Regions from separate parts of the Homo sapiens genome. Here regions 2, 3, 4, 5, 6 and 7 are each linked to region 1. The links are chromatin loops, found by intact Hi-C in ENCODE. Cell type or tissue: OCI-LY7. All regions are shown on one strand.

Region 1 (4,000 bases):
GGCAGGGCTGTCTTCATAAGGGATGATTTGCTTGACCAAAACAAACTCACTTGCGCTAACTTAAACACAGGGAAAGCAATCCTGAGGAGTTAGGTTATCTTGCAGGTCACAAGGACAAGAATTCATCTGGGTATCCTCTAGTTTAAGACTAGAAATTCCTCACAACAGACTGGTGCTGGGAATTGGAAAGCTGGCAGGAAGCAAATGGGCTCTTCCTCCTCTCTCTTTGGGTTCTTAAGGAGCACTTTTCTCCTTCTCTGCTTCATTTGCCTGCTTTTTGCTGTAGACCAGCCCCCAGCTCTCTGTTTGCACACCAGAACATGTGACTCCCAAATGCCTCCCCAGCACGGCCACCCCAACCACCCCAGCACAGGCAGCTCCAGCCCAAGTCTATGCACCTTAAAGGTTTAGTCCACGAAGCGACTTGATTTGTAAGTCTGAGCCCTAAGGCCAGGTCACTGGGAGGGAAATCCCATTGGCCCTGCTTGGTCAGGGGGTCACAACCTGGCTACAGATGACTCACTGGGGACTCTGGGAATAATCTCTCTCAAAAGGTAAAGTGGACAGGGACAGAGAAGATGATTAAGAAAGGAATAGAAATCCAGGGGAGGCCAGGCGCGGTAGCTCACACCTGTAATCCCAGCACTTTGGGAGGCGAGATGGGCAGATCACTTGAGGTCAGGAGTTCGAGACCAGCCTGGCCAGCGTGGTGAAACCCCCATCTCTACTAAAAATACAAAAATTAGCTGGGTGTGGTGGTACATGCCTGTAATCCCAGCTAGTGGGGAGACTGACTCAGGAGAATAGTTTGAACCCGGGAGGCAGAGGTTGCAGTGAGCCAAGATCACGCTACTGCACTCCAGCCTGGGCAACAGAGCGAGACTCCATCTAAAAAAAAAAAAAAAAAAAAAAAGAAGAAAGAAAGAAAGGCAGGGGAAAATTGAAAATTATGACAGAGGAAACAATGAGGTGAAAGAAAGGCCCAGTGTCTCAGATCGCCCTGGCTGTCCCCTGAGTTGAGGACACATCTCTTTCCTCCTTCTAAGAAGAGGCCTTGTCACTTTGTTCTTGCTGGCAGAGCTGGAAAGGCTTGAAGGAGACCACCCAGTGAGGTCACCACACAGTCCTCTTTGCTGCCCCCCATCCTCCCTGCTTTATGGTACCCAAGTCAGGGCTGCTGACCAACCACTGAGTGTCTTGACAAGTCTCAGAGAAGAGATGGACAAGGTACAAAAGTCCTCCGGCTGTTCGGCTGGGAATGGGCTCCCTAATTATGTTCTCAGCCCATACGCCCTGTGGCCACAGCTTCCAGTTAACTAGCAGCAGCCAGAGGGGTGGGGCAGGGGCAGACAGACCAGGTTCCAGGTAATTGTGGCCAAGCCGGAGCTGAACACAGAATGTGGAGGGTGTGCTGGCTTCTGGACACCCCAGATTATGGCTCTGGTGTTGTGTCTATATGATGCAACCAGGGTGTGTATCTTCCCCCCAGGGAAAGGCCCTCCCCACTCCAACCACCACCACAGGTGGTGTGGAGAACTTGCTAGATGCACGCAGTATCTTCTTCCTCCTTCTCAGGGGCCCTGCTGAGCCCAGAAGACCTAATTATATTTAGCGGGTTGCAGTTTAGGACTTGCGGTTAGGCAGGAAAGTGTGTGATTCTCCAAGTGTGGTTCCCCCTAATACCTGCATCTGAATCCCCTGGGGAGCTTATAAAAATGCAGCTTTCTGGGCCCCACCTTTGACCTATAGAATCAGAATCTCTGGATTGGTGGGGCCCAGGAGTCTGTACTTTAATAAACTTACTCTCTCCCCTCTGCTGCACATCAATCGTGTGCACACCAGTGATTCTGTTGTACTCAAAAGTTTAAGGACCGAAAATCACTGGCACAGTGGTTAAAAGCTTGGTGTCTAAACTTGGAGCCTGACTCTCTTATTAGCTGGCCCTGTGGCCAAATTAGTTACGATGCTTCATCTCAGTTCCCTCACCTGTAAAATGGGCATAAACACAGCATGCATGTCATAGAGTTACTGGAAGCACTCAGTGCCCTTAGCTGTAAATAGTGAGCACTGCCTAATGATAGCTGTCATGCTTTGTTGTGGTGGAGGACAGAGAGGATATGAAAGCTGTGAAGGCCAAAGACTAGAAGCCAACCCAGACTTAAGTCTAGAGCTGGCGGACTGGGGTGCCAGGGAAGAATGATCTCTGAGCAGAGCACAGCAAAGATGAGATGTCATCCAGGGCAAGGCCCAGAGGAGGTCACGTGCTGTAAAGTCCCTGCAGTGAGACAGCATGGGGCACCTAGGGACGAGAGCCAGACACAGTCAAGGGCAAGAAAGACAGGTAGGCAGGAGCCAGACTGGGAGAGGCCTGGTAGACCAAGGCGTGGGCACTTGATCCTGTGAATGATGAAGGGTCATGTAGGTTACATTTGCACACTGTTACACCTTTAGACACGGGCACCTGAGGTTCTTGCTTAGGGTGTGATTTATAGGGCTCTACCCTGGAGCCCACTGCCTCCCCGACAACCTGGTTGAGGAGTGGTGATACCTAAGGATTCGCCACCTGGAACCTACATCCACTTCTTTATGCATCATGCTTTACATACTTGGAACTCCTGCTCCAAACATCCTGAGCCTACCTTTAGGGTCTGTGCACACCTCTTTCTCTTGTCCCTCTTCCTTCTCCAGGGAGGCTGCTACAGCTTTTGTCCAGCAGGCCAATCTGAGAGGCAACCGTGTGTGTACAGGAGGGGTGGGCAACTCTTGGACTTGCAGTCTGTGGGGTCCACATGCGTGGGGCTGGAGATGGGCCTTGCACCCTCCTTTGTGCTCTTCTCCCAGGTTGCAGTAGGTATCGGGGCAGGACTGCTGCAGATTTGCTCTCTGGCTTGCCAGAAGGGAATGGACTAGGCGAGGCCTCCAGACTCAAGGCCTGCAGACCTGTTATGAGCCTGTTGCCAAAATCCCAGCCAAAGAAAATGGTGGCTTCTGGCTAAGTTGTGGTGGCTAGGAGTGGGGGAAGGTGACTGATTCAAGAACTATTCAGTAGGTGGCCTCATACTGTTCCCTGTCTTGTCTTTGACTGCTCATGGGAACCAATCCACCATTCCACAGGGAGGAGGAGAAAGTAATTTGAAGCTAGCAGGGTTAGATGCAGAAACAATAGGCTTATCCAGACTATACAGAAAAAGGTAAAAGAAAAAAAAATCAGTGACACACAAAAGCTAATACAATATTACCTCACTTGCAGAAGAGCATTGCTGAAAGACAGGACCTCTGGTGCATGGCAAAGACTGAAGAAGAGAGAAGTTGGGGAGGGAAGCTTTGAGTTTATGTGAGACTAAGGCTAGGTAGCAATCTCATGCCTTCTCATTGCTGCCAATGAAAAAATTTTAGCTTGCCATCAAAAAACAGAATTTCTGGAAAACTTATATCCTCCACTATGTGCTTGACAGCTTCCCCATGTTTGAAGACTCTTCTGATAAGATCAGTGTGGATATGAACACATGCGACCTTTTGATATTATGTAACAAAATGTGTCAACATTTGGTAGATCTGCAGAACTCTGTGAACCAATATTTTCCAAATAGTTGATATAATGTTATAGAATCACACATGGGTAAAAGGTCCATTTAAAACACAACATAGACAGATTGATTTTAATATGATAAAATATAAAAGCTCACTGATAGGTTTTCAGATTTCATGTTGCATCTAACCAGTACAAAAACTACCACTTGTTGAGTTTTGGTATAGTATCACAAAGGAATAGCCACAGTTATCTGAAGAGGGTATTAAAATCGTCCTTTCGTTTCCAACTGTGTGAAGCTGAATTTTTAAATACATTTTAACCAAAACAACGCATCCCAATAGATTGAATGAAGAACATATATGGGAATCTGGCTGTCTTCAATTAAGACAGAAGCTGAGGCCAGGCATGGTGACTCAAGCCTGTAATCCCAACACCACCTTGGGAGGCTGAGGTGGGAGGATTACTTGA
Region 2 (4,000 bases), 590 kb after region 1:
TGTTTAAAATTACCAGGTTATACAATAAGTTGATGGATGGATGGATGGATGGATAGATGGATAGATGGATGGATGGATGGATGGATGGATAGATGGATGGATGATAGATAGATAGACAGATAAATTGATTTTTGATCCTTTGCCAAGCTTCATTTCTATTTTATTATCCCACCTTTAATACCTCAAGCTGGCTAGCTTCCTAAATTAATACTAAAGTTCTGAAAGAAACTTTAATAAAAGAAACATTCTGAACTCTCTCCCATTCTTAAAGAATGCTAGGATAAAAACTGATTAAAATTTCAAAATAGCATTGGTGTAGAATGTGCCCCAGTAGTCTGAGGAATTAAAGTTGGGTTTGTTTTTATTCAATTACTTAGCACAGATAACCTAGCAATCACTGTTCACAAAAAGGGAAATTATTCCTGTAGGGAAAAAAAATTAAGCCATGAAAGAGTAGCTGTTTTGTTTTTTTCAACCACTAGTACAATTAGAGTTGGTTCTAATCTGCCACTCCTTGTCAATTACACAATCTACTTTTGTAACAGACTTACCTTTTCAGAAAGCAGCTCACTTAAGGTAGGTAGTAGTTTTTCTCTGTCGTACTCAAAACTGACTAGGCTAGTTCATGTCCAAAAGCTTGGTCAAATGGCATTATTAGATAACCACTCTTACAAACATCAGGTACTATTTATTTCTTTATTTAGAGACAGGTTCTCGCTTTATTGCCTGGGCTCTGGAGTGCAGTGGTGCAATCAGCGCTCCCTGTAGCTTTGACCTCCTGGGCAAAAGTGATCCTCCCACCTCAGCCTCCTGAGTAGCTGGGACTACAGGCACATGCCACCACACCCAGCTAATTTTTATATTTTTTGTAAAGACAGGTTCTCCCTATGTTGCCCAGGCTGGTCTCCAACTCCTGGGCTCAAGTGATCCTCCCACCTTGGCTTTCCCAGAGTTCTGTGATTACAGGCATGAGCGGCAGCCCTGGGCATGGTACATTTTGATACTCTCAACAAACACATAGGCTGAGTTACTAGTTATAGTATATGTTTTTTGTTTGTCTGGTTAGGTTTTTCTTGAGACAGACTCTCACTCTGCCTTCCAGTCTGGAGTGTGGAGTGCAGTGGAGCGATCTCAGCTCACTGCAACCTCCACCTCCCTGGTTCAAGTGATTCTCCTGCATCAGCCTCCCGAGTAGCTGGGATTACAGGCATGCGCCACCACGCCCGGCTAATTTTTGTTATTTTTAGTAGAGATGGGGTTTTGCCATGTTGGCCAGGCTGGTCTCAAACTCCTGACCTCACAGTGATCCACCCACCTTGGTCTCTCAAAGTGCTGGGGATTACAGGAGTAAGCCACCATGCCTGGCTAGTTACATGTTTTATATCTAAGTGAGGATCACCTACCTGTTAAGAATATATTTATTATAGAATGAAGAGACGCTGCATTTAAAAGAGACAATTGGATACCACTGCTGTCATATTTTAATAAAACCACACTCAAAATAGATTTTTCTTAGAAAGTTACTGGAAATGTAATCCTACAATGTAACTTAAAAAAGACCTTTCATTCTTTCTGCATATGTGAAATAATATCCTATTTGGAGAATTTCTCTTTAAAGACTGCAGACAAGTTATGCTACATGTAACTACCACGAAAGAGTAATTGCAACAGCAGAAAGTACTTGCCTTTACTATGGCTAAGCTGATACAAAATTTCCTCAATTATTTTACATTTGGTGACTGTAGGAGGGGGAAAGCCTCCGCAGCCTTATGAAGCAACCAAAACAAAATGCAAAAGGAGCCTGAAATGTAGGGGCAGGGGGAACTGGGTATAAATGGAAAGCATACATCCTGTTTTTTTGCTGTAGAGTTTTGTCTCAAACTATCAATCAACTTTTCACCACTTCCTGCAATAGCAGGTCTACTATAAATCTCAGAGTAACCGACTAGGTTTCATTTCCTCTGCCCAAACCTAGAAGCCTGCCAGGCATGACATACTGAGACTAGAGCCCACAATTGATCACAGAGGACAAGACTCCAGTGAGGCAATTCCAGACAGTTCAAACTGGATGCTTACTGGCTAACTCGGCCTTTTAATTTCATAGCATACAAAACACACAATCTCAGGTTCTATCTGGGACCAAACAGTAGATCAAATTTCTTCTCTTTCCTTTTTTTTTTTTTTTTTTGAAAGATGGGGTCTCACTGCATTGCCCAGGCTGGAGACCAGTAGTCAAAGGAGCAGTAATACCACAATACAATGTTGAACTACTGGCCTCAGCAGCCCTCCTGCCTCAGCTTCCCAAGTAGGTGGAACTACGGGTACGTGCCACTGAGCCCGGCTTCAACTTTCTGAAGGGCATTTACTGCACATCAATGGTAGACTGGATAAAGAAAATGTGGTACATATACACCATGGAATACCATGCAGCCATAAAAGGAACAGGATCATGTCCTTTGTAGCAACATGGATGGAGCTGGAGGCCATTTTCCTTAGCAAACTAATGCAGGAACAGAAAACCAATTACCGCATGTTGTCACTTGTAAGTGGGAGCTAAATGATAAGAACACATGGACACATAGAGGGGAACAACACACACCAGGGCCTATCAGAGGGTGGAGGATAGGTAGAGGGAGATGATCAGGAAAAACAACTAATAAGTACTAGGCTTAATACCTGGGTGGTGAAAATAATCTGTACATCAAACTCCCATGACACAAGTTTACCTATATAACAAACCTGCACGTGTCCCTGAACTTAAAAGTTAAATTTTTTTAAAAGGGCTTTTATGATAATGACATATCATAATTCCTCTCTATTGAAAAGAACCAGTTCCATACTTTAGGTTCCTTGGCCCAAAACACATGTATGTAGCCTGATCTAAAGGTAATGCACTGGCTTTAAGTAGAAGTTGCTGGTGAAATTCCTATCTTGAATCTGAGAGCCGCCAAGAAAAACAAATACCAATGGATGCACAGAGGAACCTGAAGCTGTCTCTTCTTATTCTATAACAGTGAGAAGCACTTCCAGCGCAGCCATTAACAAAAACATTCAATCTCTAAGAACAAGAAACGACTAACTTAACACAAGGAAGGCTGCAAGCTAAAGAGTTATTTAAACCATATCTAGTTTGGGCCAATAACACAACTTCTCATACAAATTTCAACTGGTTTTTATGCCATTTCGTGGGCATAGGCTCTGAGAAACATCATCTAGTCCATGGATCAGCAGAATCATTTTCTGAAAACTCCCTGTATTAGTTTCCTAAGGCTGCCATAACAAACCACCAAAAACTGGTAGCAGAAAACAAAATATATAAATTTATTTTTCACAGCTCCTGAGGCTACTATTTTTTCTTTTTTTTTTTTTTTTTTCCGAGATGGAGTCTCATTCTATTGCCCAAGCTGGAATGCAATGGCACGATCTCGGCTCACTGCAACCTCCACCTCCTGGGTTCAAGCAGTTCTCCTGCCTCAGCCTCCTGAGTAGCTGGGATTACAGGCACTCACCACCACGCCCGGCTAATTTTTGTATTTTGGTAGAGACAGGGTTTCACCATGTTGGCCAGGCTGGTCTCAAACTCCTGACCTCATGATCTGCCTGCCTTGGCCTTCCAAAGAGCTGGGATTACAGGCGTGAGCCACCGCACCTGGCCAAGGCTACTATTAATAGTCCAGAATTAAGGAGTCAGCAGGTTTGGCTCCTTCTCAGGGCAGAATCCCTTCCATGCCCTTCTCTTAGCTTTTGGTGTTGCTGGCAATCCTTGGAGTTCCTTGGCTTGTAAATGCATCACTCCAAGCTCTGCCTCTGTTGTTCAGGGTGTTCTCCCTATGTGTTTGTGACTTCACATGGCCATCTTCACTCTGTTTGTGTCTTAGTGTCTCTTCTTTTCTTATGAGGTTACCAGTTATGGTGGATTAAAGGCCCACCCTACTCTAGCATGACCTCATCTTAACTAATTACATATGCAATGACTCTATTTCTAAATAAGGTCACATTG
Region 3 (4,000 bases), 660 kb after region 1:
TGGCCAAGGACCACCTCCCAACATCAAAAACCCCACCAATATGTCTGAAGGCTGCAAAGGGACTATCAAAATGAAAGATGTCTGCAAGGTAGTCACTTTTCTCTTCCAAATATTTTCTAATTTTGTTACTTTTAAATCCTCCCTTCCTCTCTAAATCCCCCTCCCAAACATCCCTCTTATCTGGGTCAACAATTAAATCACAAAGGATCTCAATGCTCTCAGAGTAACGCACATCTGTCTATTACATTGTACATTCACTGGAACCAGATCAAGGGAACCAGAAAAAATTGTGCTGCATTCAAACCTTCAGCCTAAATGGGTAGCCCTGCAGTGCTACAACTTTCAAAGTTGACACTGACAGTTATCTCTACAAACACTGAAGGGCTCACTGGTGCCAAACAGGATGTCCCTGCTAGGAAGTTCATTGACTATAAATGTTACGTGGTGTCATAACAAGCAATAACGTGCCAAGACTCTGGAGCTTCAGATTAACCACTGAAAGACAACATGGGAAATGCGGTGAGTTCATCCTCATGAAACCAGAGCTCAGGGGAAGCACGGCGTTTAACACTTCCATTTACAAGCCTTTGGGGAGGAAAATCTGGATCACTACAAAGCTGGAGAAAAGTCTCCCTGTTGTAACTCAGGGCTGTGATGAAAACGACAAGAATTACAACCAAGGGAGAAAAAGAGGGAGCAAAGTTCACCACCTAAGGCTTATCTGGAATTCAAAGCAATCTAGGTTAATATTTTATGATACAGAATGAATCAAAGGTACACCCCTCACCTGCACTGTTGTATCTGCCTGGCGACACCTGATGAGGAGGTGTTAAACAGACAACAGCCCACGCTATGACACAAAGAGGAAGAAGGCCAGAGAGGCAAAGAACAAAGAGGAAGAGGAGAAAAGGTACAGCAGCATGCACCATAGTTCAGCAGAAAACTGTGATGTTTATTTCTTGGTTTATTTCTTTTCCCCCATATTTTATCCTGGCTCAACACACTTCAATTTATTCCTCCAATTCTGAGTGCCCCAAATATTTGAACCAGGATTTTTCAAATGAGAGAGAAATCTTGTTAACAAGGAACTTTCCCTTAAAGCTTTCTAAATGTATAAAAATTGTAATTTCACAGAGAAACCATCCAACTCCTGGCTCTCCTGTGACTGATTTTACTCTACAATAATAATTTCTAACATTTACAGGATTTTAAATACATCGTTTCATTCAATCTCAGGACAACTCTGAGGTAGGTACAGCATTCCACAGCAACCCAAAGGTGCAAGATCATATCGCAGGCATGTGGTGGAACAAGAAGTCCAACCCCAAGCCTACATTTAGTTTATATCTTACATTTGGTATTATTAGAAGAGACACGCTGTTCGACACAAAGCTCAAGTTCGTCTACCTTAGATCACATGTCCTTGCTATTTTTAAAGGTGGTTTTTAGAATGAATCACCATAATGGCTTTGCAGACTATGACTGTTCCTGATGCACCAGCCTGGCTATCAGTCATGGGTCAGATGAAGGGTCAGGAGGGCAGGTGGTTAAAAGGACTGAGTGGCTTGATCTCCTGCTAAAATTACACAAAGAAGACTAAGAGCATTGCTGACACAGAAAACTGGACTGAGAACAAGCTACAGTTTATCAAAGTAGAGCAAGTTAGAATTTAAATCAAAGGGAACGCCTTCTCTTGATTTTTAGGGCAACTAGCTCACCCTGGTGGACAGAAAACTCAACTACGCAACCATCAATTTTCTCCCACACCACCTCATTAAAATACCGTGCTAAAATTAGGGAAACTGACTCAAACCAGTTGACACACTTGATGATTTAAGTTTGTTCAAACTTCATGATCAGATCTACCTAGCATGTACAATTAACTATCTATATTCTGTTAGCAATCCTAAACCTGAAAATTTGTCTATATATACATAATGTGAGAAGTCTCTGAAAGCTGCTTAAACTCAAATATAAAAGTCAGGATTTGTTGAAAACGACAATAAATCTATAACAAAGAGTCACTATAGGCCGGGCGCGGGAGCTCACACCTGTAATCCCAGCACTTTGGGAGGCCGAGGCTGGCGGATCACAAGGTCAGGAGATCGAGACCATCCTGGCTAACAGGGTGAAACCCCGTCTCTAGTAAAAACACAAAAAATTAGCCAGGCGCGGTGGCCGGTGCCTGTAGTCCCAGCTACTTGGGAGGCTGAGGTAGGAGAATGGCGTGAAACCGGGAGGCAGAGCTTGCAGTAAGCCGACATTGTGCCACTGCACTCCAGCCTGGGCGACAGAGCAAGACTCCGTCTCAAAAAAAAAAAAAAAAAAAGAGTCACTATAATGAGCTTCTGTTATGCAATAAAGCTAATCCTCTATTTTCTAAAATATTATAGTAGCAATTTTTTGATCTGGTAGAACTCACCTAAACTTTAATAAAACTTAACCATAAAAACATTTATTACAATATTTATAGATATTTACTGAGTACCTTTATATAACAGGCACTATACTAGACACTGAAAAAATAGCAGATAACAGGCTATTGCATTGATATGCAGAAAATAAAAAACTGTGATGCATTAGAGACCCTGTAGCTACTTCAGAATGAGTGGTCAAAGAAGGCCACTATATATACTATTTGCAACTGCAGAAAACAGGAAGTCACCCAAATGTCCACCAGTAGTAAACAGCCCAAATATCCATCAATCATGAAAAAAATATCCAACCGGATACTATGTAATCATGAAAAGCTTCAGGTAGATCTCTACATACTAATATGGAAGATGTGCAACACACACTACAAATTGAAAACAAGGTACAAACCGGGTATACGTGAGTCTATGTGTAGACATTTCTTAAAGCGACTGTTTAGATGTGGGAATATATATTTTTAAAATATCCCCAAAATTGCTAATAGTGATTACTTCCGGGAAGAAGAACTTGGGGTGGGAAGAGTCTATATTCCATTTAATACTCTTCAGAATGTACATATATATGTATTCTTTCCATTTAAACATTGAAATTTTATTTTTAATATGTAAATAAAAGCCAAATCAGTGTGACAGAAAACATGGGTGTTCTCTTCTTGATCTGTCTGCAAATGTTATATTTCTAATGTATAGTCTTAATATATCAATGCTACACTGCACTTAGAGAAGCTGGTAATAACATGTCCATCTAGGTCTTTTCCCACTTGGGTCTTCCCCCCGCCCGTTACTAATACTCAAATGTCCTTACCAAAGAAGAATGTTCATACCTCTTAAGCAGGTTATTGAGAAACTACAAATGTCCTGTGTGATAATATCCCTAAATTTAGGTTTTAAAAAATAATTAATTATAAAAGAACTCCAATGATTCTAAAGGAAACCATACTTCAAAAGAATTTTCCAACACAAATAAGCCTAATTATTTAGCGGCATTTTCCAGTCAGGGGCAAAGAAGTCATTTCCAAAATTAGCAATTCAAACTCATATTTTAACATTATAAGGCAATTACAACTATACGCTTAATAATATGGAAGGCAGTAAACGTGGTACACCATGAGATTTTAAAATGAAACAAATTAGCCGAATTTGAGTTTCTTACCTAATGTAGCATGATTTTCTTGTTCCTGACTCTTTTCCAAAAAGGCCATCATTTTTGAATATTTGTCAGTCCACCAAGGATTATACTTCAAAATCTGTTCAATCGCCTCATCTTCAAAAAAGTCAGCTCTAGGAAAAAACATTGAAAGAACTTACTATACAGGATTTCACTGGCTTTTACTTTTTAACATTTTATCTTAACTCATATTTGTACTAGAAATACAGATTTTAATTCAAAGTACATTTCAAGGAAAGACTGAACACTATATTTACTTTCTTTGTAGTTACTAACCACAAACATAAGTTATTTACCATAAAACAAAAGTAAGTATCTGCCTAAAGGGATATATAACATTGCTGATCTCTTTTTTTTTTTTTTTTAACTTTTTTTAAAAGAGATGGGTCTCACTCTGTCA
Region 4 (4,000 bases), 150 kb after region 1:
GTAGCTGAGATTACAGGCACAGGCCACCATAACCGGCTAATTTTTTGCATTTTTATTAAAAGTAGAAATGGGTTTCACCATATTGGTTAGGCTGGTCTCCAACTCCTAGCCTCAAGTGATCAGCCCACCTCGGCCTCCCAAAGTGCTGGGATTACAGGCATGAGCCACTGTCCCCGGCCCATTTGGGACATACTTGTACTAAAAACATATTCATTGTTGAATTAATTAACAGGGCCACCTGTGTTTTATCTGGCAGCTCACTGGAGTTCGGCCTTAGGCTGGGTCCTCTGGGGTAGCAATAGGGCAGCAAACCTCTCATGGTTCAGACTGGATTATGTGACTATCCTGAGCCAGTCACTGTGGGCAGAAGAACTTAATACATCGGCTGCTATCACCTGGTTTACACACTCCATCCCCAGACTCAGAGTCTGTCTACCTCTAGCTTCTGGGAAGAGGGTGCTTCCCTTAAAGAAAAAGCAAGTACTGTAGATAGTACTGTAGATGCGGTATATGAAAGGAAGGAAAAACAGGATCTACTGTGAGCAGATGCAAGGAGGAGAGATTCTTAAACCAGAGGCAGGGATGTGGGTGTCCCCCAGCTCCAACTAGCGGAGTAAGCCCAGCTGGCCTGGTACCAAGAGATAAAAGTAGATCTTTGAGAAAAAGAACCCCAGGTTGTCCTGGCTGACTCTTTGACAGCATCTCTGGGTAAAACAACCTGCAGGAAGTCCTTCCCTAACTCTCTTCTCTGAGGCTCAGTGTTCTCATCAGCAAAATGAGTATAAGAATTCAAACTTCTGATCAGGCATGTGGTGATTCACGCCTATATTTCCAGCATTTTGGGTGGCCGAGGCAGGTTGCATCACTTGAGTTCCAGAGTTCGATACCCACCTGGGCAACATAACAAGACCTCGCCTCTAAAAAAAAAAAAAAAAGAATTCAAACTTCTTGGGGGGAGTTGTGAAGATTATCTGAGGTTCAACTGACTCCTAACTTGAGACCCAGTTAGTTATTACATAATAGTCACAAATTCAGTTGGCAGCACTCAAAAATTTATTTCCTAAGGGTAGATTTTTTACAAAGTGGGGTTCCAGTCCCAGTAATCTTTCATTCCTTGACAATACCAATTAATTATGATTGCTTGTTGTGGCTTCTCAGCCTCAGCACTGACATTTTGGGCTGGATACTTCTCTGTTGTGGGGGGCTGCCCTGTGCATGGTAGGATGTCTAGCAGCACCCCCAAACCCCACCCACTAGAAGCCAATAGCAGCTGCTTCTTAGCTGTGACAGCAGAAATGTCTTCCAGACATTGCTAAATGTTCCCCTAAGGGGTAAAGTCATTCTCTCCTCTAAGAACCACTGTGATAATAGCATAAAATACAAATATATATTCGTATAAACATGTATTAAGATATTGTGTTGAATGTGTACTGTAAGCCCTATATTATGCATATCCCATTGGGGAAGCTTATCAATGTGGACTGAGCCAGCTGAGGTCTCTTAAAATAAAGTCCGTATAAATTGGAGGGAAGACACCACTTCCTGAAGTAGGCAAGCCCGAGTGTCTTCCTGCCCCTAGGGACTTTCAAACTGCATTAAAAATGAGAATCATCTGTCTCAAAAATGTTTCCTTGTCAAGTTAATTGAATGGAGGAGGAGGTGGGGCAATGCCCAATCACCTCTTCCGCCTCCGTTTTAGCAAAAGCCAAAGGGCTTCTGGGAGCAACATCAGGATTTGTGTAGTGTTGGCGTCTTAAAGTCATGCTTTACTTTTTAACGATTCTTTTTAAGTTATAAAAATAATGCCGACAGCCAAGCCATGGCGGGTGGGAGGGAGGGATGGGGGTGTCCACAGGTAAAGACCAGGAAGATAGCAAAATTCAATTGAAGGCTGTCCTAGACGTTGCATGGAAGCCGCGGTTGCCTCTCACTAGCTGGTGTCCTTGGGCTAGTTACCTAATCTCTGACAGGGCTGACTTCACAAGCCTGTGTCCCAGGCAGTCACTCAGGGCCTGTGATCAGAAGGACACCTCACTTGGTTTAACAGTCTGCTGTGGTTTCAGTCTTGAAGTTCTTAATTTTTAAACCAAAGACCCCACATTTTTATTTTACACTGAATGTCCTAAATCATGCAGCCAATCCTGCTCTCTGAACTCAGTTTTTACATCTGTAAAGTGGGGGTCATGACACCCTCCCATTGCAAGACGACTGTGAGGGTTACACACTAGTCCAGGGGCTGACAGCTCTCAGCACTGCAGTTCCCTGCCCGGCCATCCCAGTGGCTGAAACAACAGTGTTTGCAGTCATTCTCAGGCCCCATCTCAGAAGGAAGTCTTTAACGACGGGCCTGAGACCATGACTCTGAGCTTCCGGAACCTTTGAAATTCTCTCTGTTTATTATTTTTGTGACTACCATCTGTTTCCTGTAGCAATGAACTCTTTAAATGAAAAGGTCTGTGGACTGAGGGGTGGAGCAGGAGGACAGCGGGGAGACTCCACCCTCCAGGGCAGCCTGGCTGGGGAGGAGAGTCCCCAGGGGAGAGTTGGCAGAGCAGAGCAAACAAGCAGCGTCCCCAGAGTGCCTGCAAGGCAGGAAGGAAGATCGCCTTCTCACGTTGCACCCTGTTCAGCTTTCCGAAGAGGGAGACAAAGGTGGAGTTGGAGCCAGTCCTCAGATTCGCGTGACTCCATGGCCCATCTTTTGCCTCCCTCTGCACGCCATGAGCTTCTGTAGTTAAAGGGCTCCTGGGGGCTGCGGCTCACCATCGCCCCACCTCCGCAGGTGGACTCTGGCAGGTTCAAGGAGGTAGAAGTGCTGAGGGACCCTGTCCTCTTGTCCTTTCTATCACTGCTACCCCAGCAGGTGTCCAGGCCCCCACCCCATCTCCACAGTTTGCAGATGGCCTGCGATGCTGAAACAGGAACATCCATGAGGGAGAAGTCGAAGGTGCCAGACAAGCACTCGGGACATGGCTGGAGGTTCCCCTCTGAGCTAGGAGGTCCCACCAGCTGTCCACAGAAAGGACCACCTTTGCAACTCCCATGTGTTGATGCTGTATGGTAACGCAGTAATAAGCTGGAGGGTGTGGAGGTGCTGACTGAGAGCCCTTGGGCATTGTTGGTGGGTGACCCAAGTCCCCTCTCCAGGAGGGGCTGGGCAGTACCTGGAAACTGAGTTTCCTCCAGCCCACATGGCCGCAGGACCTCTCTCCTTTATTGTGTCCCCTCCATCTCTCTTCCTTCCCCACCCAGAAGAAACCTTGCCATCTCCAGGCCCAGAAATTCATCTTGTTCCCAGCTCTCCTCCCCACTTCCGTCACTGATGCCCATCAGTCCTTCTCCTCCCCGCAGGCCTAAGATTTTGCAACTCCAAGGCCAAGAGCTGACATTCTCTTCTCTCCGAGTTGCTGCCTCTCCCGAGGCAATGAGAACAAAATGCACACAGCAGCCAGAATGGAGGAGGGGACGAGGGTAGAGAGAAACACCAGGAATAAAAACCTCATGCCTTCATACTTTCAGAGTCACCCGCCACCCCACTACATGCTCTTGAGGATTTATGGCAAGACCCATGATGATTTTTTTTGCTGATTTGTTTCACAAAAAAAAATTGACCTATGACTGTGGGAATGTGTCACCAAAGGAAAATAATCTCTTAGGTGACAAGATGCTGGAGGAAGGAGAGGTCCCCTTGCCTTGTGCCTCAAGACACCAAACTATCAAAGGAGGCACAGGGAGAGACCCAAAGCCCAACATTACCTGGGCTGGTACTGATTTCTTGAGGCTGAAACCAATCAAGTTTTCTCAGCCCCAGGCCCCTGTTCCTCCACGCTCTGAAGATGACCATCTGAGGCCTTTAGAAAGTCACTTTATGAGACAGTGGTCTCATAACAGTGGTCCATAGGTAGTGGTCACCACAGAGTCTATGATGAAGCCACAGGGGAATTTGTGGGAGTTTTAATGTTCAACAAGAAAGCCTACTTACAGGGAAGTTAGACGTGCT
Region 5 (4,000 bases), 180 kb before region 1:
AATCAGCTACTGAGGAGGTTGAGGCAGGAGAATCGCTTAAACCCAGGAGGCAGAGGTTGCAGTGAGCCAAGTTCACACCACTGCACTCCAGCCTGGGTGACAGAGAAAGACCCTGTCTCAAAAAAGAGAAAGAGCTCTTGAGGACATGCCCAAAGATGGGGCCTTGTTGACGAAGAGCTCAAAGGAGCCTGGCTAGAGTTTGGTCAAGGAGAGAGTTTTTGACACCACCTGCTTGAGCACGACCCAACAGCTCTTGCCCCATGCCTGACTTTGCCTCCTATGCTGAGGACTCTCTTCTTCTCTCCTGCCCTAAGGCATCTCTGTTGCTGCTGAGACACCAGGTGGCCTAGACCCCAACATGTGTGACCTGGAAGTGAGCAGGGTGGTTAACACTTTGATCAGTGAGGGACAGAAGCTGGTCAAATGATAAATTGGGAGAACTTATTGGAAAGGATAAACTCTGATACTGTCCTCCCAATGAGCGCACACTGTCCTAAGATGTGTGTACAACCTGTCGGAGGACAGTGACAAATTGGAGCAATCGATCGCTTTCCATGCCAACTTGGCATGCACCTTCTTATATTTGCTGTCATTCATTCCTGACCTCATTCCTGTTTCCCCTCACTCTATCATCCCTGGGACTGCACTTCCCAATAAAATATTAGTGTATAATCATTTGCCTCCAGCTCTGTTTTCTAGAGAATCTAGGCTGAGACAACTAGCACTGTGATGCCCAGAGGAGACTGGGATTCAAAGAATATTATGTTTGAAGACCTTTATGCTCAGTAGAATCCTTACGTGATGCAAGATTAAGTTAGGATTAATATCCGGATCATGCTTGAGGCTAGCTCTGTTTTAAGAAGGCTTTCACAGGGAGCCCCTCTCTTGCTCTTGACATTTAGAAGTATGGGAAGGTACAGTCCTTTTCCTGAGCTGTCTGACTTTTAGCTGCCAGACACACCTGTAGCAGCCGCCAGATGATGCAGGCTCTTCCTCCTTAGTAACCATCTGTCTACAATGATGGGCAGCCTCAAGGGAGGGTCTCCTCTACCATCTCCCTCTCGTTTCTTCTCCTTGGTCTCTCAACCCCTCTGAATAGCTGAATACCTCCCCTCTTTATATCTTAGCTTTCTGTGGACCAAAACCCAGAAAGGCAAGGGGCTGTGCACCCAGGCGCATAGTTACAATCTGACACCCAATAGATACTTTACGTTCCAGGATGTATCAAAAGCAGGTGGCAGTGGGCGCGGTGGCTCACGCCTGTAATCTCAGCACTTTGGGAGGCCGAGGTGGGTGGATCACTTGTCAGGAGTTCAAGACCAGCCTGGCCAACATGGTGAAACCCCATCTCTACTAAAAATACAAAAATTAGCTGGGCCTGGTGGTGGGTGCCTATAATCCCAGCTACTTGGGAGGCTGAGACAAGAACTGCTTGAACCCGGGATGCAGAGGTTACGGTGAGCCGAGATGGTGCTACTGCACTCCAGCCTAAGCAACAGAGCAAGGTTCTGTCTCAAAAAAAAAAAAAAAAAAATACATGTGGCAAATAAGCACATGAGAACAGTTTTGACATCATTAGTTATTAGGGAGACTCAAGTTAAAACCACAATGAGCTACCAAAAAAAAAAAAAAAAAAAAAGAAAGAACAAAAGCATGTGCAAATCTGTCAAAATCATGATATGAAAATGTGTACACAACATAATGCAGTGTGCCAGCATTCACTGAGATTTCAAAGTCAATTCAAGCAATAGCTATCAGCGCTGGTCCTGTGCTAATCTTAAAATGGCACAAGGCAGTTACGGTCACAGGTGCTTCCCACACACCAGGCATGTACCGAACGTTTCATGTAAGTGTTTCATTTTGAATCAAAACCTTGTGAGGTAGACTATTATTATCTCTAATTTACAAAGGAGGCAAATGAGCTTCAGAGAGAAAAGGAACTTGCCAGAATCTCACAACTGGCTGAACCAAAATTCGGATCCAGGACTTTCTAACTGCAAAGCCCACAATCATAAGCCTTGTGCTTCCCCCATATCCTGTTGGCCCTGACTTCCTTACACGCCTACGAAGTCCTCTGTGATCTCTGCCTGAGGGTTTTCTCCTCTGCACACATGTTGGGCTGCAAGTGCTCAGGAGTTGATACTCCCAAGAGCAGCCCCAGCTGATGATGAATGAGCATTGGAGGGTAAGCATCAGCTTCCTTGCCCCTTGCGGGCCTTAACCCTGGTAGGTTCTGCACAGTCTTCTGAAGGTTCCCAGTTGTCTGCAGTGAAAACCCACTCAGCAACACACAAAATTGGCTTCCTTCTCTTCCCTGTCTCATTTCCCAACTCCCCTAGTGGGATCACTTTCCAAATCAACAGTGTGTACTGAAACTCCTGTCTCAGAGTCTGCTGCTCGGGGGCGGGTGGGGTGGAAGATAGACTCGGTGGGAGGTAGGGTTCCTTATTCTGGAAGAACTTACATATTCTTATGGAGAAAACACACACACACACACACACACACACACACACACACACACACACACGCATGCACAGAGAAGTAGAGAAATAACAAAGACTGTCTCCTGAAGGTAGAACTGCGTGGTATCATGTATCAAAGATAGAATGGGCCTGATGGTACAAAGTGAAGGCAGCTGCACCTGATGACCCCTCACTTTTTTTTTTTTTTTTTTTTTTTGAGACAGGGTTTCACTCTGTCACCCAGGCTGGAGTGCAGTGGTGCTATCTCAGCTTACTGCAACATCTGCCTCCCTGGTTCAAGTAATTCTCCTGCCTCAGCCTCCCACGTAGCTGAGTTTACAGGTGTGCACCACCACACCTGGCTAGTTTTTGTATTTTTAGTAGAGACAGGGTTTTACCATGTTGTCCAGACTGATCTCAAACTCTCGACCTAAGGTGATCCTCCCACCTCAGCCTCCCAAAGTGCTGGAATTACAGGTGTGAGCCACCATGCCTAGTCGACCCCTGATGTTTTGACTGAAAGACCTCAGATTCTCTCCCTTGTGCCACCACCCAGGAGGGTACAAACAGAACAAAATCTGGGCCTTAGGCCTTTCCTCTGATTCCTTAGGGGAATCATATCTGCCCAGCACACTGGGCTGGCTTTGCACAACAGTAAAGTTTATTGCCACGTGAGAGGTGCTAATGTTTTACCACTGAGAATATCTCAGAAGTTAGAACCTCAGGTCCTTCAGTTGTCTTAGCTATGGATGAAAAACCTTCCATCACCCAGCTGCTTGGGTCTTAAGATAGGAAGTGACAGCTACGGTCTTAAGGTAGGAAGCAGTATGTTTTGAGAGCGATCTGTCATTTCTCCACATTTGGCCCACTAGAGTCTTTCTTACTTGAGCACTAAAACATGCTTCTGACCTCTGATCAAAACGGTGTTGATGATACAGAGTCATGTGCCTGACTCAGGCCATGCAAATCACCCCACCGCCAACTCCTAATTCCCTCAAGGATTATCAAAAGAACATAAATAAAGGGTCGACTGCCTCCATTATCCAGCATTCAACTCCTTTTTCGATGTGGGCATGAAAGCAGAGAGCTGTGTAGTTGGTTGAATGATGGCCCCCTAAAAATATGTCCACCTAGTACCTGTGAATGTGACCTTATTTGGAGAAAGGGTCTTGGCAGGTGCAATTAAGCAAGGCTCTCAAGATGAGATCATCTTGGATCATCTGGATAAGTCTTCAGTGGAATGCACGTGTTCATATAAGAGACAGAAGATAAGAAGACAGAGGAGGAAAAGTCCACATGAAGGCAGAGGCCGAGATTGGAGTGATGTGGCCACAAACTAAGCAATGCCAGGCTCCACCAGAAGCTGGAAGCAGCAGGGAACAGAATCCCTGCTACAGCCTCCAGAGGGAGTGCAGTCCTGCTGACACCTTGACTTTAAATTTCTAGCTTCCAGACAGTGACAGAGTACATTTCTGTTTTCCTAACCGAGCCAGTTTTTGTGGTATCTGTTACAGCAGCCACGGGAAACTAATACAAGT
Region 6 (4,000 bases), 62 kb before region 1:
AGAAGTGTATGTATAATCTTCCCCTTTTAAAAATGTCAGCATCTATTTAAAAACATTTTTTTTAAACACTGGGCAGGCCAAATAAAACATGGCAGCCGGCAGCTTTGGTCCCCACTGTCAACTCCTTCTCAGAGAGACCCCGAGATACCCCCCTGTGCTGCTCCCAGTCCCGGAGATTTCCTACAGCTCTGCTCAGCACGGGTAAGAGAATAATAAATCGGTCACTTCACTATCCAATTAGCAGCTGTTGCTCCCCGCTGGAGGAAGAAAACAAACAGGAAGACCCTGCCCTGTTTTGTTTAGGATCAAACTCGCCTCTGTACCACCTACCGGAGGGACTCTGGGGTTTGAGTTCTGGGGACAAGCGCGTGCCCCTGCCTCCGAATGAGCTCCTTTTACGTGTGAGTCCTGGGCACAAAACCACAGCCACCACAAGCCGCGGATGCTTCCCCAGCGGGCCCCGCGAAGGGAAACTCCGTGCAGGGGCAAAGCTGAGTTTTGCAACCAGTGAGCGGGAGCCCGGGGGGCGTGGCCAGGCTGAGGGGATGCGTTGTCCTGGTAACCCGTAACTTCCAGAACCATCCATCCTCTGGGGACTTCCTCTATGGGGCTGAAGGGCTTTCTTTCAGTCTCTCCTCAAGCCCTGTCAACATCACAGCAACATATTCCCTTAAATTCCTGAAAAGGTGCCACACTTGAGAGGCAGTGTAGAGTGTGAACCCTGGAGCCAGACCACACAGGATTAGGTGAAAGGCACTTAGCTTCCGCGGGAGCTGGAGCAAGACATTTAACCCCTCCAGCCTCAGTTTTCTTATCTGTCAAGTGGAGATCATAGTTGTGCTGACCCTGAAGGTGAAGATTAAATCAGTTAACATACGTAGCACATCCCCTGTAGTTCCTAGGGCAGGGTAAGTGCTATGTAAGTGTCAGGAATGGTAATAATAATTTGGGGGAGCATCCGCTGTCCTCTTAGCTCTGAGAGATAGAGGCTCATCAATCTATGGGATCTCACATTAAGACATAGTTGAGCTGTCTCTGGGATGCCAAACTCCTAGAGTTTATCACTTCCCCCCTCTCCATGTATTGTATCCTCTCCCCTCCATCAACTCTTTGGAACTGTGGAAAGTTCTACCCCTTTCCAAACCCAACTCCAACGATACTCCTTCATACCACACACAATGTTCTTCACCCTCCTCTGAACTCATTTTATGCTCTATTGGCACACACACAAGAGCACTTATCACCATTTGCCTTAGACAGTAGCTATGTGTGGATACGATTTATCTCACTGGAGACCGTGACCTCATCTTATTTTTTATATCCCCCGTCGCACTGTGTCTTCGACATAATAGGTGTTAAGTCAATATTTGCTAAAGATATGTTAAGTGAATAAATGAATTAGATTCCCTGAAACAACCAGGGAGATTCACCTGGAGGAAGTCTGAAGTTTGAGAGCTTAGAACTCTCAGAATGGACTTGAACTTGGCCAAGGAAATCTCAGGGGCTATCAATAATAAGCAATAATTATAATAAATAAGAAAATACTAGCATTTATTGTGTGTCTGCTGACTGCCAGATGCTGCTCTAAACTATTGACACGGACTATTTTCTGGAATTTTCACACCTGTCTGGTGAGGTTTGTTCTACTTTTGTCATCTCACAATCCCAGCCAAGGATGCTGCAGTTTAGGGGAGTGGAGTAATGTTCCTAAGACACAGCTGGCCAGTGGCAGAGTACGGATTTGAACCAGGTAATTTGGTTCCCATGGAAGCAAATATTTGAGCGCATACACTTAATTAGGGAAGTGGCCCTAGGGAGCACTGGTAGGGGGATGAGGAAGTGAAACGGAGGGAAGGAAGTAGAGTGAGAGTTTGTTCACAAGCAGGTCATCTCTGTGTGCAATGAAGCTCATTCCCACTGGGGACTACGGGGAGACTGCAGAATAGAACCTGCCTCAGAGCCATCATCCCAGAGGCTAGGGAGCATGGGCATTTACCCAATTCCCTTCATCTTTGGTTGGGGCTGCTCTTGGGGACAACCCCAGGCACTTCCAGCCTGGCCAGTGCATGGACTGAGCATGCTCCTGTGGCCAGAGACAGCCCCAGACAGAGTGACAGGTTTCTTCAGTAAGAAGCTGGTGTTGCGTACAGCAATGGTGAATGCCAAAGGCAGGAGATAGGGGGCCAACACCATCTTCTACATCAGGGGGCTGGTTCCAGAGGCATTCCTCTTTCCACCAGCCCGCAGTCCAGCTCTGCTCACAAACAGATTCCTTCCTTCCCTCCCTCCCTCCCTCCCTCCCTCTCTCTCTCTCTCTCTCTCTTTCTTTCCTTCTTTCACAGAGTTTCACTCTGTCACCCAGGCTGGAGGGCAGTAGTGCGATTTTGTCTGCCTCCCGGGTTCAAGCAATTCTTGTGCCTCAGCCTCCCGAGTAGCTGGGATTGCAGGTGCCCCGCCACCATGCCCAGCTAATTTGTGTATTTTTAGTAGAGACAAGGTTTTGCCATGTTGTCCAGGCTGGTCTCGACCTCCTGAGCTCAAGCAATCCACCCATCTCGGCCTCACAAAGTGCTGGGATTACAGGCATGAGCCACCATGCCTGGCCCAGAAAGCCCACACTTTCTGATGTTCTTGTCTGGGCAGCAGATGCCTCCTCTAGGCGCACTTTAGCCTATTTTTAGTCTCATTATTGTTTCCATAGCCTTGGTGTCCTATTTTGTACTCCTTAACACACACATATATATCACAAACATAAACTTCTACGGGGCAAGACCTCCCTTCTGGAGGAAGTAAGCAAAGCCTGGAAGGTTGAAGCACCTTGATGAGAACCACCTGGATGGCTCATGGCAGCGCAGTGGCCAGGCCTTAGCATCCAGAGAGTCAGACATGAGTTTTGTTTTATTTTTATGTATTTGTTTATTTGGGGGGTAAAAATATTGTCCTGTTGAACAGCCTGATGAATATTAGAAATGAGCTCTTATTGGTGAAATTTAAAAAATTCTCAAGACACATGGATGGGCTTAAACCTTTTGGAGCTGTGCCACATAGACATGCAGGTAGGTAGGCTGCTTCCCTAATACTGTTCTGTTTTTTTAGACGGAGTCTTGTTCTGTCACCCAGGCTGGAGTGCAGTGGCACAATCTCCGCTCACTGAACCTCTGCCTCCCGGGTTCAAGCGATTCTCATGCCTCTGCTTCCCGAGTAGCTGGAATTACAGGTGCACCACCACACCAGCTAATTTTTGTATTTTTAGTAGAGATGGGGTTTCACCATGTTGGCCAGGCTGGTCTTGAGCTCCTGACCTCAGGTGATCTGCCCGCCTCGGCCTCCCAAAATGCTAGGATTAAAGGCGTGAGCCACTGCGCCCAGCCCCTAATACTATTCTGGCACATGGGTCATGGAAGAATAGAGAATAGCCCACCACGAAGCCCCATGCCCACTTCATTTCCCCTCCTGACTTTGCAGACAGCCCTCCTGCAGGCAGTATAGGCCAGAAGTGAAGAACTTGGAGAACAAACAGACCTGGGTCCAAATCCTGGTTGGATCTGCTATGAAGACCTTGGGTGAGTTATGAAATCACTCTGAGGTTTGGGCTTCTCACTAATAAAATGGGTATAAACAACACTATCTACCTGATAGGTTTGTTGTGGGCATTAAATAAAGTACATGCACATAACACCAGGTACTGAGCCCAGCTGGAGACTGACCAGAGACAATTTGGTAGAGGACAACCCCAGGTTCTTTTGCAGTACGTGCAGAGCAGCCAGTGAAGAGGTTTGAGGTGCCAAGGGTTTGCCACTCTCTACATGGCTTTGTTTCTGAGCTTTAAAGAAAGGGACTCTCTACCACACACAGGAGGGCTTATCAATTATTACTGTTTTAGCAAGCAGGCACAAAAACAGTTCACATGGCCTATTTTGCTGATTTTCTTAGGGTAAAGTCTACAGACTCCCCTGCATTCTTCTATCATGTTCATGAAAACATGTGGCATGTCTCTCCA
Region 7 (4,000 bases), 210 kb before region 1:
TTTCTCCGCTTCAAAAATAACATTGCCAATAGCAAATCTCCTTAAGGTATTAGAGTCACCGAAGCAATACGCCTGTTAACAGTCTACAGTTGCAGCTCTCGCCACCACAGTGATTCCTCGTGTGTGAATATTCAGCTGAATATTGCCTTACATTTTTTATATTCAAATTTTTCCATTATGAGTTGCAAACATCTGACTACTTCATTATATCTCCTAATAAATCCAGGCCTATGCATATGATATTGTAAATGACATTTCTTTCTTTTTTAGACTAGACTTGGGCCATTATACTTATTTTTTAAAATTATGCGAGTAGGTGGGTTATATTGAAAAGATGAATTTCATTTCAGGGTGGTAAAGGGGCATTATAAGATATTCATCAAGAAAAAGAAGGTGAGACATGACCAACTGCTAGTGAATATTTTATTGACTTAGGAAATGAAGATCAGTTGTTCTCTTGCCCCTCAGCAACCTTCCAGCATGATTCTTCACTGTTTCATTACGTAAGCCATCTTCTCTAGTTCAAAATGGGCCTTCTCACTATTCCCCAAACAGACTCAGCACATTTCTGTCTTAGGGTCTGCCATTTCCTTACATGAATTCCATCTCTTTTCTTTTTTGTCTTTCAAAATCCACCGATCTCTGATTTAAGTGTTCCTTCAACAAATAAAGACAGTGTGCCCCTGGAGGCCAGACCCTGTGCTGTGTCCGAAGTCTCCTGTGAAGAGACACAGGCCTTGGTGTTTCCCCAGAGCCTCCGGTCTGTCCAGGAATCTGACCCTATGCAATTACAGTGAAGCTTGATAGTGGGAAATACTGAATGCCCACATAGAGTTGGCACCGAGGGAGCTTCATGCAAGTGAAAAACCTGTTTTGAGTTCTCTGTGCTGAGTGCTCTGTGCTGTGTGCTGTAGTGTATTTTGAAATATGTCTGCAGAGAGCACAGTGGTCCCCGCCTAGTCCTGAAGAGGGTGAGTGACAGGTAGGCTGGAAGACCACCCGATGCCGAAAACCTCTCCTCTTTCCAGCCTGAATAGCTCCTTAGCTTTTAATGTTCATTTTGCATGCACTTTGCCTACTTCCTACAAATTATATTGTAGGGCTTTGCGATTAGGCACTTCCATTATCTCCCCATCTCTTGGAGCGTCCCTCTAGAAAAGGTAGTCTTGGGAACTGAAGTAGGCCTGGAAAACTGGAGAATTAGACCTGGTTTCTCTCTGGTGGCTGCCACATGTTAAAACTGGTGAATCAAGAGAGAACACAGAGTCTGTGTGACCTGGTTGCAGGTAACGGAGGCCACTTGGATAAAGACTGCGGTCTCTTTCCCAGAGGTCTCCCTGCAGCTCACCTGGTTGTAACAGCTGACAGGGTCTGACTGCCCTCTGCCAGCACGCAAGGCTCATTTATGTGTGCCCAGCACGGTGGTGTGGCCTGCAGCCCCTTCTCTCAGCACTGACTCCATTTGCATTCCTCATTACTGACCAGACTTTGAAAACCACACACGTTCATAACACATGCACACACAGCCCGTAGGATCAACCTCTCAGGGATGCGCTCAAAAACATGCTCCAAGAAACAGCCTGAAGGAGACACTGCTGAATTTTTGTCACGTTGTGAGAAAACAGATTTTCTAGAAGCACCAAGCAAGGGGAAGGTCCCTGCCCCCCATAGTTCTTTCCAGAGCAGCCTGGAATTTGGAGGGCAGCCAAACAGATGGCAGTTTCTGGCCACTTGAGGGCACTCTGGAATTCTGAGACCAGCAGGGAGCTGATGTGTTGGGCTTTTTTTTTCTTTTTTACCAGAAATGCAATCCCAGCTAGCCATCAGCAGACAATCTAGAAATTAATCCTCAAAAAGGAAGCGGTGACAAATGGGTTTTATAATGAGGACTTGAAGCCAGGCAGGGCAGAGGGCAGGCGCATCAGAGGTAAAGCAAAGGACTGCAAGTTTCACCGCAGGTGGGAAACAGTCAGCCTGGGTTTTGTTTGCCATTGCTCAGAAGAAAGAGTTCAGTTAACCCAGTGGTTCTGAACCGGGGGCGATTTGTTGCCCCACAGGGGACATTTGGCAATGTCTGGAAACATATTTGATTATCACAATGGGATGTGTGTGTGTGTGTGTGTGTGTGTTAGTTGCATCTAGTGAGCAAAAGCCAGAGATGCTACTAAACATCACACAGCGCACAGAGCAGCACCCCCAACCCTGGGAGCAAAGAATCCTGTGGTCCTGATGCCCAGGTTGAGAAACCCTGAGTTAACACAACAGCAGTTTTAAGCCCTGCCTGCTCAGTGAGCAGGAGGTCTGCATTCCAGTTCTTTCCACAGTTTCTAGCCTGTGCTGAGCTGAATGGTTTCCCAGGAAGTGGTCTAGTTTTGCAGATGCTGTCACGATTCATAGAGGAAAAAAAATTAAAAATCAACCTGGGATTTTTACTTAACCCCACCCCACCCCCACCCCAAATCCTAGGTGGGGGTTTCCCTTCTAGCAGACCCGGGGATGAAGATTGTAGTCCAAGTAGTTTATTTGGAAAGGAACCCCAGGAAATACTCATGAGGGATTGGGGGAAGTGAGGCAGGGAAGGGAAGGATGCCAGTCTGAGATGTGCCCTCCAGTAAGTAACCACTGTGGGCAACAGGGGCATGATCCTGCTGAAGTGTCCTGGGAGCCAGTGTGTAACACGCACCTGTGCTGCAGCTGTCATCAGCCATTGGCTGAGGGCTGTAGGGTAGGATGGGATGGGGAAAAGACCCTGGGGCATGCGTTCTCTGGTATTGCAGCTCGCCTTGTTAGCAGAGGGAGGGGTTCTAGCTGTTCCAGAATGCCCTCAGCAGTGGATAAGTGCTGGCCAAGGCTAGAATACTAAGGCCTGAGGAACTATGAGGGGACAGATGGCCTCTACTCTATCCTCCACCACCTCAAGGAGTGTCCCAAGTCCTATAAAGACCCACTAGTCCTCTGTTTCAGTACAACAGCTCCCTCTTTTGACTGTGCTAGGATGCACCACGGTCACTTAATAAAGGACAAGTGGACAGTAGCAATGCCACAGTGAGGACTCTAGTGTCTTGGTCCCTCAGGCAGACACCCTGTAGCATTAGCCAGTGGCAGATTGGACTACAGTGTGTACGGATCACAGGAGGAAACGTCAGCATCAGGGCTCCTGGCAGGAGCCAAGGTGAGGCATTTGGAGTTGACAGGACTCTACAAAGTCTATGTCTACCCACCTTTAATGTGTATAGGAATCAATCCCCCAGCGCCTTATGAAAAGGCAGACTTGCAGCCCAGCCAACATGGTGAGACCTTGTCTCTACTAAAAATACAAAAATTAGCTGGGCGTGGTGGCATGCGCCTGTAATCCCAGCTACTCAGGAGGCCGAGGCAGGAGAATCGCTTGAACCTGGGAGGTGGAGGTTGCAGTGAGCCAAGATCACGCTCCTGCACTCCAGGTTGGGTGACAGAGCAAGACCCTGTCTCAAAAAAAAAAAAAAAAAAAAAAAAAAAAAAAGGATAAAAGGAAAAGAAAAGGCAGACTTGGATTCAATGGGCCTAGGGTGGCTGTACTGGACTGTTCTTGGATTGCTATAAGGAAATACCGAGACTGGGTAATTTGTAAAGAAAAGAGGTTTAATTGACTCGTGGCTCTGCAGGCTGTGTAGGAAGCATGGTGCAGGCATCTGCTTCTGGTGAGGCCTCAGGGAGCTTTTACTCACGGTGGAAGGCAAAGCTGGAGCAGGCTCGTCACATGGTGAGAATAGGAGCAAGAGAGCGCGGGTAGGGTGGTGCTACATGCTTTTAAACAAGCGGATCTGTGTGGACACAGAGCAAAAGCTCACTCATCATCATCACCAAGGAGATGATGCTAATCCATAAATGAGGGATCTGCCTCCATGTTCCAAACACCTCTGTATTTGTCCATCCTCACACTGCTGATAAAGACATACCTGAGACTGGGTATTTTATAAAGAAAAAGAGGCTCAATGGACTCATAGTTACACATAGCTGG

What was found. A loop is a pair of places that touch in the nucleus more often than their neighbours do. Peaks named below come from ENCODE experiments on the same cell type or tissue, not always from the same donor. Only the 100,000 strongest peaks of a DNase experiment are listed, where the experiment ranks them.
Region 2: it touches region 1 in a loop (4-fold over the local background); 2 of 110 quality-filtered maps call a loop at or near these places.
Region 3: it touches region 1 in a loop (4-fold over the local background); 5 of 110 quality-filtered maps call a loop at or near these places.
Region 4: it touches region 1 in a loop (5-fold over the local background); 4 of 110 quality-filtered maps call a loop at or near these places.
Region 5: a loop joins it to region 1, with 7 times the contacts of the local background. A loop is called at or near these places in 2 of 110 quality-filtered maps.
Region 6: a loop joins it to region 1, with 6 times the contacts of the local background. A loop is called at or near these places in 6 of 110 quality-filtered maps.
Region 7: a loop joins it to region 1, with 9 times the contacts of the local background. A loop is called at or near these places in 6 of 110 quality-filtered maps.

What each region holds. Positions count from the first base shown.
Region 1 is chr3:72,162,510-72,166,509 of GRCh38, forward strand. The region is part of intron 2 of LINC00870 (long intergenic non-protein coding RNA 870); the gene reads left to right. Among named protein-coding and RNA genes, the nearest start is that of LINC00870, 13 kb to the left of the region's middle. RefSeq lists enhancers at 235-284, 305-404, 1,405-1,674, 2,185-2,294. In OCI-LY7, no CTCF peak of the experiment used is centred here; DNase peaks (open chromatin) are centred at 406, 1,082, 1,662 and 3,292; H3K4me3 peaks cover 1,697 bases; H3K27ac peaks cover 2,461 bases.
Region 2 is chr3:72,755,212-72,759,211 of GRCh38, forward strand. The region is part of intron 10 of SHQ1 (SHQ1, H/ACA ribonucleoprotein assembly factor); the gene reads right to left. Among named protein-coding and RNA genes, the nearest start is that of SHQ1, 91 kb to the right of the region's middle. In OCI-LY7, no CTCF peak of the experiment used is centred here; a DNase peak (open chromatin) is centred at 1,930; H3K4me3 peaks cover 1,111 bases; H3K27ac peaks cover 1,595 bases.
Region 3 is chr3:72,820,839-72,824,838 of GRCh38, forward strand. SHQ1 (SHQ1, H/ACA ribonucleoprotein assembly factor) reads right to left here. Exons shown (of 11, transcript NM_018130.3): 6 at 3,586-3,713. Among named protein-coding and RNA genes, the nearest start is that of SHQ1, 26 kb to the right of the region's middle. RefSeq lists enhancers at 1,409-1,458, 1,479-1,758. In OCI-LY7, CTCF peaks have their summits at 1,718 (motif pointing left) and 1,927; DNase peaks (open chromatin) are centred at 863 and 1,703.
Region 4 is chr3:72,308,257-72,312,256 of GRCh38, forward strand. No RefSeq gene overlaps it. Among named protein-coding and RNA genes, the nearest start is that of RYBP, 140 kb to the right of the region's middle. RefSeq lists enhancers at 2,090-2,399, 2,580-2,759. In OCI-LY7, no CTCF peak of the experiment used is centred here; DNase peaks (open chromatin) are centred at 1,565 and 2,445; H3K4me3 peaks cover 1,107 bases; H3K27ac peaks cover 1,497 bases.
Region 5 is chr3:71,983,382-71,987,381 of GRCh38, forward strand. No RefSeq gene overlaps it. Among named protein-coding and RNA genes, the nearest start is that of LINC00877, 120 kb to the right of the region's middle. In OCI-LY7, a CTCF peak has its summit at 3,829 (motif pointing right); a DNase peak (open chromatin) is centred at 1,800; H3K4me3 peaks cover 1,477 bases; H3K27ac peaks cover 3,390 bases.
Region 6 is chr3:72,100,458-72,104,457 of GRCh38, forward strand. No RefSeq gene overlaps it. Among named protein-coding and RNA genes, the nearest start is that of LINC00877, 2.0 kb to the left of the region's middle. RefSeq lists an enhancer at 1-116. In OCI-LY7, no CTCF peak of the experiment used is centred here; DNase peaks (open chromatin) are centred at 474 and 1,854; H3K4me3 peaks cover 2,250 bases; H3K27ac peaks cover 1,334 bases.
Region 7 is chr3:71,953,932-71,957,931 of GRCh38, forward strand. No RefSeq gene overlaps it. Among named protein-coding and RNA genes, the nearest start is that of LINC00877, 140 kb to the right of the region's middle. RefSeq lists a silencer at 1,885-2,034. In OCI-LY7, CTCF peaks have their summits at 1,735 (motif pointing right), 1,936 and 2,973; a DNase peak (open chromatin) is centred at 1,760.